2 separate regions of the Homo sapiens genome follow, and region 1 is linked to region 2. A link is a contact called in ENCODE Hi-C or POLR2A ChIA-PET data. All regions are on one chromosome and are shown on one strand. The core of a region is the stretch at or near the end of the contact, and the rest is flanking DNA. Distances in the headings are between cores, read along the strand shown. Region 1 holds the start of ATRIP (ATR interacting protein). Region 2 holds the start of SETD2 (SET domain containing 2, histone lysine methyltransferase).

What was found. Hi-C counts contacts between places; a loop is a spot of excess contacts on that map. ChIA-PET counts read pairs that join two places held with the same protein, here RNA polymerase II (POLR2A). Pooled maps may share reads with other maps.
Region 1: a loop to region 2 is called in a map of gastrocnemius medialis, with 4 times the contacts of the local background. The contact joins the promoter of ATRIP here to the promoter of SETD2 in region 2. A Hi-C loop is called at or near these places in 1 of 168 maps with a recorded cell type or tissue (gastrocnemius medialis) and 4 of 50 pooled maps. POLR2A ChIA-PET finds 5 or more read pairs at or near these places in 1 of 52 experiments (BJ).

Annotation. Positions count from the first base shown.
Region 1 is chr3:48,444,181-48,448,923 of GRCh38, forward strand. It overlaps ATRIP (ATR interacting protein), which reads left to right and starts at 2,557. Exons shown (of 13, transcript NM_130384.3): 1 at 2,557-2,912. The coding sequence starts at 2,666. It overlaps ATRIP-TREX1 (ATRIP-TREX1 readthrough), which reads left to right and starts at 2,599. Exons shown (of 15, transcript NR_153405.1): 1 at 2,599-2,912. It overlaps TMA7 (translation machinery associated 7 homolog), which reads left to right. Exons shown (of 4, transcript NM_015933.6): 4 at 1-28. It also overlaps a transcript of CCDC51 not described here. RefSeq lists a silencer at 2,502-2,861.
Region 2 is chr3:47,162,384-47,166,733 of GRCh38, forward strand. SETD2 (SET domain containing 2, histone lysine methyltransferase) reads right to left here and starts at 1,730. Exons shown (of 21, transcript NM_014159.7): 1 at 1,471-1,730. The coding sequence starts at 1,541. It overlaps KIF9-AS1 (KIF9 antisense RNA 1), which reads left to right and starts at 1,987. Exons shown (of 7, transcript NR_033373.1): 1 at 1,987-2,214. RefSeq lists silencers at 1,023-1,332, 1,383-2,132, 2,183-2,232.

The sequences.
Region 1 (4,743 bases), core at 1,307-3,806, 1.3 Mb after region 2:
TGAAATTAAACCAACTCATTTGAAAGGATGGCGTTCTTGTGTGGTTGTATACCTGACAGAATACCTTACATGAGTTTAGTGGAAGAATTTGCACTTTTTTTTGGTGGGGGAGGGGGTGGAGTCTCACTCTCACCCAGGCTGGAGTGCAGTGGCATGATCTCTGCTCAATGCAACCTCCACCTCCCGGGTTCAAACTATTCTCCTGCTTTGGCCTCCCAAGTAGCTGTGGTTACAGGCACCCGCCACCATGCCTAGCTAATTTTTTGTATTTTTAGTAGAGAGGGGTTTCACCATGTTGGCCAGGCTGGTCTCAAACTCCTGACCTCAAGTGATCTGCCTGCTTCAGCCTCCCAAAGTGCTGGGATTACAGGCATGAGCCACTGTGCCTGACCAGAATTTGTGCTTTTAAAAGAAAACCCATCTTTATGTTGTCACATCCAAATTGCCGTATATTTTGATGAGACTTGTTCATCTGTTCATGTAAGGCGTCTGCTATATGCAGGCACTGGGGTATGTAACGGAACAGTTCCTGTTGTCAAGGAACTTCTCTACTGTGGAAGAGGCAGGGCAGGGCAAATTACATGATCCTTCAAGTTGCTAGCAGTGAAGTCCCCATGCGCACCAAACAGGTCCAGGGCAGCAGCTGCGGGAAGCCCCAGCCCACTTGCTGGTGGATGGAGGGGGTGCCAGTGCCAGGCAAGGGGTTGGGGGTGAGGCAAAATGGGGGCTCACTCTACCTCCTGCTGCCCAGGACTGGAGTCCCAGGCATACCTACCGCTTGCCCCTCAATAAATGCAAAGACAGAGACCATCCATAATGTGTGCTGAATATGTTTTAAAATGCTTAGCTGGGTGTGGTGGTGCACTTCTGTAGTCCCAGCCATTTGGGAGGCTGAGGTGGGAGGATCACTTGAGCCCAGGAGTTCGAGGCTGCAGTGAGCCAAGATCACACCACTGCACTCCAGCCTGGGAGACAGAACAAGACCCTGTATTTAAAAAAAAAAAATTAATTCAGAAGCACAAGTATTTGGATTTCCCTCCCAGGCCCTTAATACAATTATGTTAATAATGCTCAGCTTTCTCTGAGAATATTGTCGAAGAGCGCTCTGGAACCATTATGAGACTGCTAAATCAAAACTAGGTTTTAGAATATTGAAAACTTTCATGATTAATGTACTAGATATTAACGCGGGAGAGGGGGCAGGGGGAAGCCTGTGTTGGTCCTCTCCAGAAAGTTGCACAGCCAGTAGCACCCTTCAGTAGGCTTCAGGCATTCCCTGTGGGGCCTTGCTAGCTGGCACCCAGCCGTATGCTGCTAAAACAAACCTGAGCACCAGTGATTCACACTGTTCCTGAAAGCAAGTTACTTGGTGGAACCTATCCCTCTTTAACAAATGAACAGTCCTGTCTCTTTCCAGGACCAGAGTCCTGCAGCAATTAAGCATGCAACACTTGGGAAGCTATCTGACGGAGACTACCAGTTGCTCCAAAAAATTTTAAACTCCTTAGACATTATAGGCCCTGATAGCACTCTCTTTTTCATTTACTCTTTTCATTTAATGCTTTCACAAATATTCCTAGGACACTCACAGGTGAAGTTTGGCACTGAGCAGGTAAGGCTGAAAGAGTCTTGCTCCTGTTACTCTCCATTGCCAAATTCTCTATTGCGGCTAACTTCTGCACACCACAGCTGCCCAATAAAATCTGTCAGGCACGCAAGCCCACCTCAAATTGCTGCTCCTTTGTGAAGCTTTACCTCTGTTCGCCACCGGTAACTCTTACCTGGCCTTTGTGTGGCCTCCCTTTCAATGTAGAATTCTCGTGTTAGTCTTATGTGCCAGCCTCCTACCCCTCTATCCTGCTAACTTGACTCAACTTGTAGGACAGCGCAGGTGCCATTTACAGGGGGACTTCCTTGACCTCCTGAGCCCTATTCTATACAACCAGAGCTTAGGAAAAAAAAACAGTCCAGCACTCAGAGGAATGGATGTTAACAGCCTGAGCAGCTCCCACCCCCTCCCACACAAGAACAGCTCCAAACATCATTCCTCCTTGGACTTTCCTCCTCCCTGGGCCTACCTCAAATGTACACATGTGAAACATTCACTAAACCCGAAGATGTCTGCACACGACAGCTCTATTCATACTCCTCACCCAACAAATTCCACTCTCCTCAAGAAAGCCTAGGGGTTTGTGGGAGGTGGGTCTGGCGGCAGAAGGAAAGCGAGGTCACGGAGACCACATCCCTGAATGATGCCTGGCTCGACTCAAACGCAACACGCGTGAATGCTAGGGCAGGCTGCTCCTGCGCGGCCCTCCTCCACGGAATGCCAGGGAGGGAGCGCAAAGCCACCAGCGCGGCGGAGCTGGTGCGCCTCCGGCCCGCCTCTCCGGTAACGGGTCGCGCCGCACTGAGTCCTTGCAGCAAACCTGCCGAATCCCGCCCGTGGACCTCTAAACACCGGGCGGGGCCGGGTGTGGCGGCGCGCTCGGACGTTCGTCATTCCTCCGCGCCCTCCGCCTGCCAGCTGATTGGCCCCTGGGCCAGGGGCGGGGCACTCGCGGCGGAGGCAAGCGGCGGCGCGCGGACGGTTGGTCCAGTTCTCCGGCCTGGCGGCAGGCAAGTCTAGCTCGGCGCTGTCGGATACTTGGGGTGAGCGGAAAGCATGGCGGGGACCTCCGCGCCAGGCAGCAAGAGGCGGAGCGAGCCCCCGGCGCCTCGCCCCGGCCCGCCGCCGGGCACCGGGCACCCCCCGAGCAAGCGGGCCCGGGGCTTCTCCGCAGCCGCTGCCCCGGACCCTGACGACCCGTTCGGCGCGCATGGGGACTTCACTGCCGACGACCTGGAGGAGCTTGACACCCTCGCGTCACAGGCCCTGAGCCAATGTCCGGCCGCGGCTCGGGACGTGTCCAGTGAGTGCTCCTCGCGGCCTTTTGCTCGGAGGGAGTTGTCAACCGCGCCAGATCCCCTTGATGGCTGTGGCTTCGGAACCTCGCGGCCAGCACTGCCTTTTCGCCTTTTTAAAATATGGGAACACCCTGATTTAAGCAGCGGTTGTCTTCCAGAAGGTCCTTTGATTTTAGGGGGAAATGCATTAGCCAGGTCAAACAGCCGATTTGAAACACAGAAGGCTAAGTTGACATTTTACGTTATTTTCTAAAGTTTAGGCCACTTGGTTCTTGGTTCTAAGCAGAGATCCTTGGAACACACCTACCACCACCATCAGAACCATCACTACCCATGCATGGGGACCCATTCTTGTGACAAGTTTGAGCGGCTTTAGATCTTATGAAGCCCACTGTCTCCCTTGGGCAGTGTGAGCATGGGAGGAGCCAGACACAGGCAAGAGATGAAATAAATTTATTCTTTTATACAACCAGTAAACTGTGCTAGGTGCCCAAACGTGAGGAACTGCAGCTGACCTTACAATGAACAAAATACAAAAACTGTCCTTCATGGAGCTTACATTCTAGTTGAGGAGTGAGTGAAGTCTTGAGGACTCCCAGAAAGAGAAATGTTTTGAGTGCACCTTGCATCTGTACTTGGGTGTCTCAAGGCACCTTAAACTCAACACGATCATTTCCTGGAAACCCAGTCCTCCTCCAGCACTTCTAGCATGGTGCCGGCAAAGCAGACATTCAGAGAATGATGACCAGATGTTCCACAAGGAAGTAACTAGCACGACTCTCCATCCAGTGGCACAAAGCGACTCTTCCCCTTTCCTTGACTCTACATCTAATTTATTTGGAAAGCATGTCAAGCTTACCTTCTTAATCCTTCTCTGGAGTCTATCCTATTCACATTGCTTCTACCAGCTGCCTGATCTGTGTTACCATGAGTCCTCTCTTGAACAATGGTCTGCTAAATTGGTTTCCCATTTCCAGTCTTGACTCCCTACAAGTGAGGCTTCACATCACATTCTGAGTGATCTTTTCAAAACTCAAATCTGGCTGTGTCTTACACAGATATACGTGAACACCCTTTTTTTTTTTTTTTTTTTTGACGGAGTCTCACTCTGTCACCCAGGCTGAAGTGCAGTGATGCCATCTTGGCTCACCACAGCCTCTACCTCCCAGGTTCAAGAGATTCTCTTGCCTCAACCTCCCGAGTAGCCTCAGCCTCCCAAGTAGCTGGGATTACTTGTGCCCGCCACCATGCCTGGCTAATTTTTGTATTTTTAGTAGAGACGGGGTTTCGCCATGTTGGCCAGGCTGGTCTCAAACTGCTGACCTCAGGTGATCCACCCGCCTTGGTCTCCCAAAGTGCTGAGATTACAGGTATGAGCCATCCGCACCCAGCCATGAACACCCCTAATGAAAGCCCTTTAATAATTTCTTATTTCTTCTAGTGTGAAGACCAGAATCCTTAACATGGCCTGAAAGGCCCAGCCTGGTTTGGCCCTTTCTCACTCTCTGGGTCCTGGCTGCACTAACATTCTTTGAATTCTCTCTGCTTCTTTACAATACAGGAACTTTATACATTGTTCTTTCTTTGTACATTGAGTATACTTTTCATTCATTCATTTCCACTCATCTGGTTAATTCCTACTTGTCCTTCAGCTCTCAGCTCCTTCAAGTCTTCCCTAGGGAAATGTTCCAATCATCCCACTTAAGTCAGATTGCTGTCATATTATAGGCTTTCCTATATTTGTTCTCTTCTGCAGTTCTTAATCACAGTTGTAATTTTACATTTATCTGTGTGATTATTTGTTGAATGTCTTTTAAGCTCTGTGAGTGTAAGGAA
Region 2 (4,350 bases), core at 480-2,979:
CAGTAGCAAAACAAAAAGACCAATCTAATTAAGGTAATGTTAACCAATGGCCAAGAACCCATGAAAGGAAAAAGCCATGTTAACTTACTATTGCAAGTAAGAGTTGGGTTTTTAGAAAAGCAAAATAATGATTTATCTTGTTGTGCAGAAATGACCAACACCTCAACAGAATCCGTTTGTGTTGCAATCAAAACTATCAATTAAGATCCAGACATTTCTGGACCAATGTGAGAAGATGTGGCAAGGGATTCAAAAACGAGCCAGAGCAAACCTAAGGTAAAATGTGTCAAAACAGCAAAGCTCTTGGAATCATCCTGGTCATAAAAGTTTGACAGTTTCATGTGAAACCCCTATCAACCGATAAGTTTTAAATCAATAGTATATTCCTAGGTCTAACACCAGCAAACGGTGTTTAAGAACGGCTTTTCAAAACAATGGTCTCGTGAGGGTTCAGGGAAAGAAGTGACTCCAGGCTTTCTGAGATAGCAGATACAGCAGCAGATTCAGACCTCAAGAGAAATGTAAAGGTGTCCTAGACTGAAAAATTACTATTGGGCAAAACTGTGTGTCGGTTTTCCACAACATTGTCTTCTTTAGAGAATCCTCAAACGATTCTTGGTTTTTAACCAAGTCTTCACAAGAAATAGAAAGTCATCCGTTTAGGGTAAGAGATTCCTGTTACCAAGAAAATTGTGTCCGAAAGTGTGAAAATCTCACAACCTGCAAGAAAATGTATGTCCCTCAGGAGGCTTTCATTTTCAAGCGGAAAAACAAACCCGGTGTCACCTCAACAACGGGACCACACAAACCTCGCCATTACAAAACCCAAGTGCCAAAGGTGCACAATGTGAATCCGGAAGCACTGCAAGGCCAGGATCGAGTTCCCAGGAGGAAAAAATCAAACTCAGGAGTGCAGCGCGGGCCCCTCCACGGCCCGGGGGCCAGGCAACCCGCGCTAGGCCCTTCCGGTCCGAGGCGCCGCCGTCGCGGGGAGGTCGGGCGACGGGTCGAGCTTCCACCCGAGCCCGGGGATTCGCGGCCTACCCTCACCGGCGCCCTCTTGCCGGGCCCGGCACCGGCAGCTCCTCCGACTCTGCCCTTTGGCTAGCAGCGGGGCCCGGACGAGCCACGAGGAGCCCGAGAGGACCGCCGAGCCCCGGGATGGCCGGGTCGGTGCGGACACGGCGGTAACCGTAGGGACCGTGGCCGCCCCTCCCCCACCGGCCCGGCCCAACCGCCGCCGCGACACGAGCAGCGGCGCCAACGCCGGGCCCAACCGCGGGCCTGCTGCGGCCCCGGCCAAGCGGCTCGAAGTGGCGGCGCGGGCCTGCTCCCGACACCGACCGCGCGAGGCCACCGTGGGCCTGTTACTCCTCGCGCCGGCCCGCGCCGCCACCCGTCAGGACGCGCCGCCCTCGGCTGGGGATAAGGCGGCCGACAGCAGCGGGGGGCCGCGGAGCTGATACTTACTCAGGGGTCGGGTGCTCCGGGTCGTAGAAATCCCCCATCTTCGGAGGCGGCTGCGGCTGCAGCTGCTTCATCGGGAGCGGCTGGAGACGGCGACGCGAGCCCCCTCCCCGCAGCAGGGCGACGCGGGGGAGGGGAGGGGAGGAGGCCGCAGGTCCGACCGCGGCGGCGGCGGCGGCGGCGGCGGCGGCGGCAGGGGCGGCCCGCGTCGCTACCTCGCTCGTCGCTCCCTCCCTCCCTCGGACGCCCGCCAGCCGCTCTCTCCCTCTCACCCTCACACCGGGAGCGACGCACACCCCACCCGCCCCTCAGCTTCGCAGGCCCGGCCCCTTAAAGAGACACACACGGGCCACCGATCTGCCGCCAGTCGGCGTGCCTTGCAGCTGTTGGCTTGACCCCAGGCCGGGACGGGCAGAGCGGAACACTGCCCGGCGGGTCCAGGCCGACCGTGCCTGTGGCTCTCCGGAACAATAAACCCCCGGCCCCAGTGATGTGGGCCAGACCGGACCTGGAGAGGCGGCACCGCGACCCCTCCCGCAACCCGCCTGGCGGCCGGGGGCAGCGTGACCCGGCCCGCTACCGTGTCACAGCTGGCGACTGACAAACAGCAGGCGACGTCGGGAGAACTCCCCGAGACACCCGAGACATCAGCCTTCTCGCTCCGCGGCCCTGCAGGACCTGCCCGCCGGGAGCCCCGGAGTCCGCGGCAGCGCCGAGGGCCCCTCCCCCAGGCCTCTGGGCTCTGAGGTAACGCGGCCGCGGCTGCTCCCGGGCCCCTCGTCCCACTCGCCCCTCTCTTTTTTATTTTTCCTCGCCCTCTCTCTCCCTTGCCCGTTCATCTCGACCCTTTAGCAAGCATGGAAGCCCAGCGAGGCGGGGGATTGCTCGGAGGCCGAGCTCCCGGCAGCCTCCTCCGCCTTCCTTCCCGCTGTGCCCTCGGGGCTCCTACCTCCACCTCGGCGCGGCGCTCTGCCCCCACCCGAAGTCTCCAAGGCGGCAGCTCCCCTCTCCTGTGTGGTTCTTGGGGCCTTAGAGGCAATGTCATGAAAAAAAGGGTATTAATCACTTTCCTACAGAAATGATAAGATGAGACTAAGTAGAATAACTTGAAAGAGCTACGAGTTGTTATTTTTGGAAGGAGAGATAGGAACGCGTAAATCCAATAGCTAAACTTTCTAGACGCTGAAGAGTTTTTGGCGATAGATCATTTTGACATTGGGGGTTCATAGGGTTAGCGTTTTTTGTGTTGTTGTTGCTGTTGTTTTTCCACTAGAATTTTGAATCGGATTTTACCAGCAATTGGTAACGGAAAGGAAAGGATGTGTCTTCCAATTGAGAAACAGTGGTTAAAAACTGAAAGTGGGCCGGGCGCGGTGGTTCACGCCTGTAATCCCAGCACTTTAGGAGGCCGAGGCGGGCGGAGTAACTGAGGTCAAGAGTTCCAGACCACACTGGCCAACATGGCGAAACCCCATCTCTACTAAAAATACAAAATTTAGCCGGGCGTGGTGGCGCACGGCTGTAATTCCAGGTACGCGGGAGGCTGAAGCAGGAGAATCGCTTGAACCCAGGAGGCGGAGGTTGCAGTAAGCCCAGATTGTGCCACTGCACTCCAGCCTGGCGACAGAGCAAGACTCCATCTCAAAAAAATAAATAAATGAATGAAAATAAAAAATAAATTAGCTGGGCGTGGTGGTGCGCCTGTAATCCCAGCTACTCGGGAGGCTGAGGCAGGAGAATCGCTTGAACCCAGGAGGCGGAGGTTGTAGTGAGCCCAGATCGCACCATTGCACTCCAGCCTGGGCGATATAGCGAGACTCCGTCTCAAAAAAATAAAACAACAACAACAAAAAAAAACTGAAATATGATACGAAAGAATAAACATCCTTCAGTGGTTAACTTTTTAAAATAGCCTTTATATGTATGTAGGCTACAGTGTCTATTAGTGTTTTATAATCATTGTTTTTCACTTAGGGATTATTTTGGCTTTTGTTTTTTTTTTTCCTGGTACCTTTAGGGTTAGCATGGAGGTCCAGGGTCCATCTGACTCCCTAGGTTCGAATCTCCCAAGGCCATTTTTTTACACACCGTGATTATTACTAATTTCCCTGTGGTTTTTCTCATTATAAAATGAGAATATTGCTGCCGACAGGTCTTCTCATTATTGTGAGGATTAAATGAGCTATTTGTTAAAGGCTTAAACTTTCAGTAAACGTCAGCATTCTTCAGCCATGATAGTGCAGAGTTTAAGAGGTAGCTCTACCTGGCATTGTGTACCAGGCACTTTCTAGCCCTGTGACATTGGGATGCTTGCTTCTTATGCTTCCCGTGCCTCACCTGTAAATGGGGTATTAGCCACTGTGCAGAGAATGTTGTGAACATGCTTGCACAGTGCCTTTCATTGAGTAAGTGCCCAGTAAGTGTTATCTTTTGGGCTTTGAAAGAATAGATTGAGGCCCTGTGCCTTAGATGCCACATAGGCAATTGGGAGTCACTTGACCTTGGACAGGCAGGAAAGGACAATTTTAGGTGGAGGTGGTTGAAACAATGTGAGGTGGTAAGGACCTAAGCTGAGGTGAATGAGAAAAAAGCAGTCAGGTGCAGGTTTCCTATTTCCTTAATAAGAAAGTAAGCAATTCTCTTGCAGGAGGTACAGCTGGGCACTGGAATGCCTGGTCTCATGATAGCATTGGTTTGGTCAGAACCCAGTGCAATAAGCTTGTCAAGCCATGGGAATCAGTGAGAATTCTAAGCCCCAAACAGAAACAAATGAACTGGGTTTTTACAGGCAGTGCCTTCATCTATAACTGCACTCAGAGTTCTTTGGACTCATATTTTTAAGTCAAAGAGAATGCATGCTTGGAGCACGTACTTGGGCCTGGC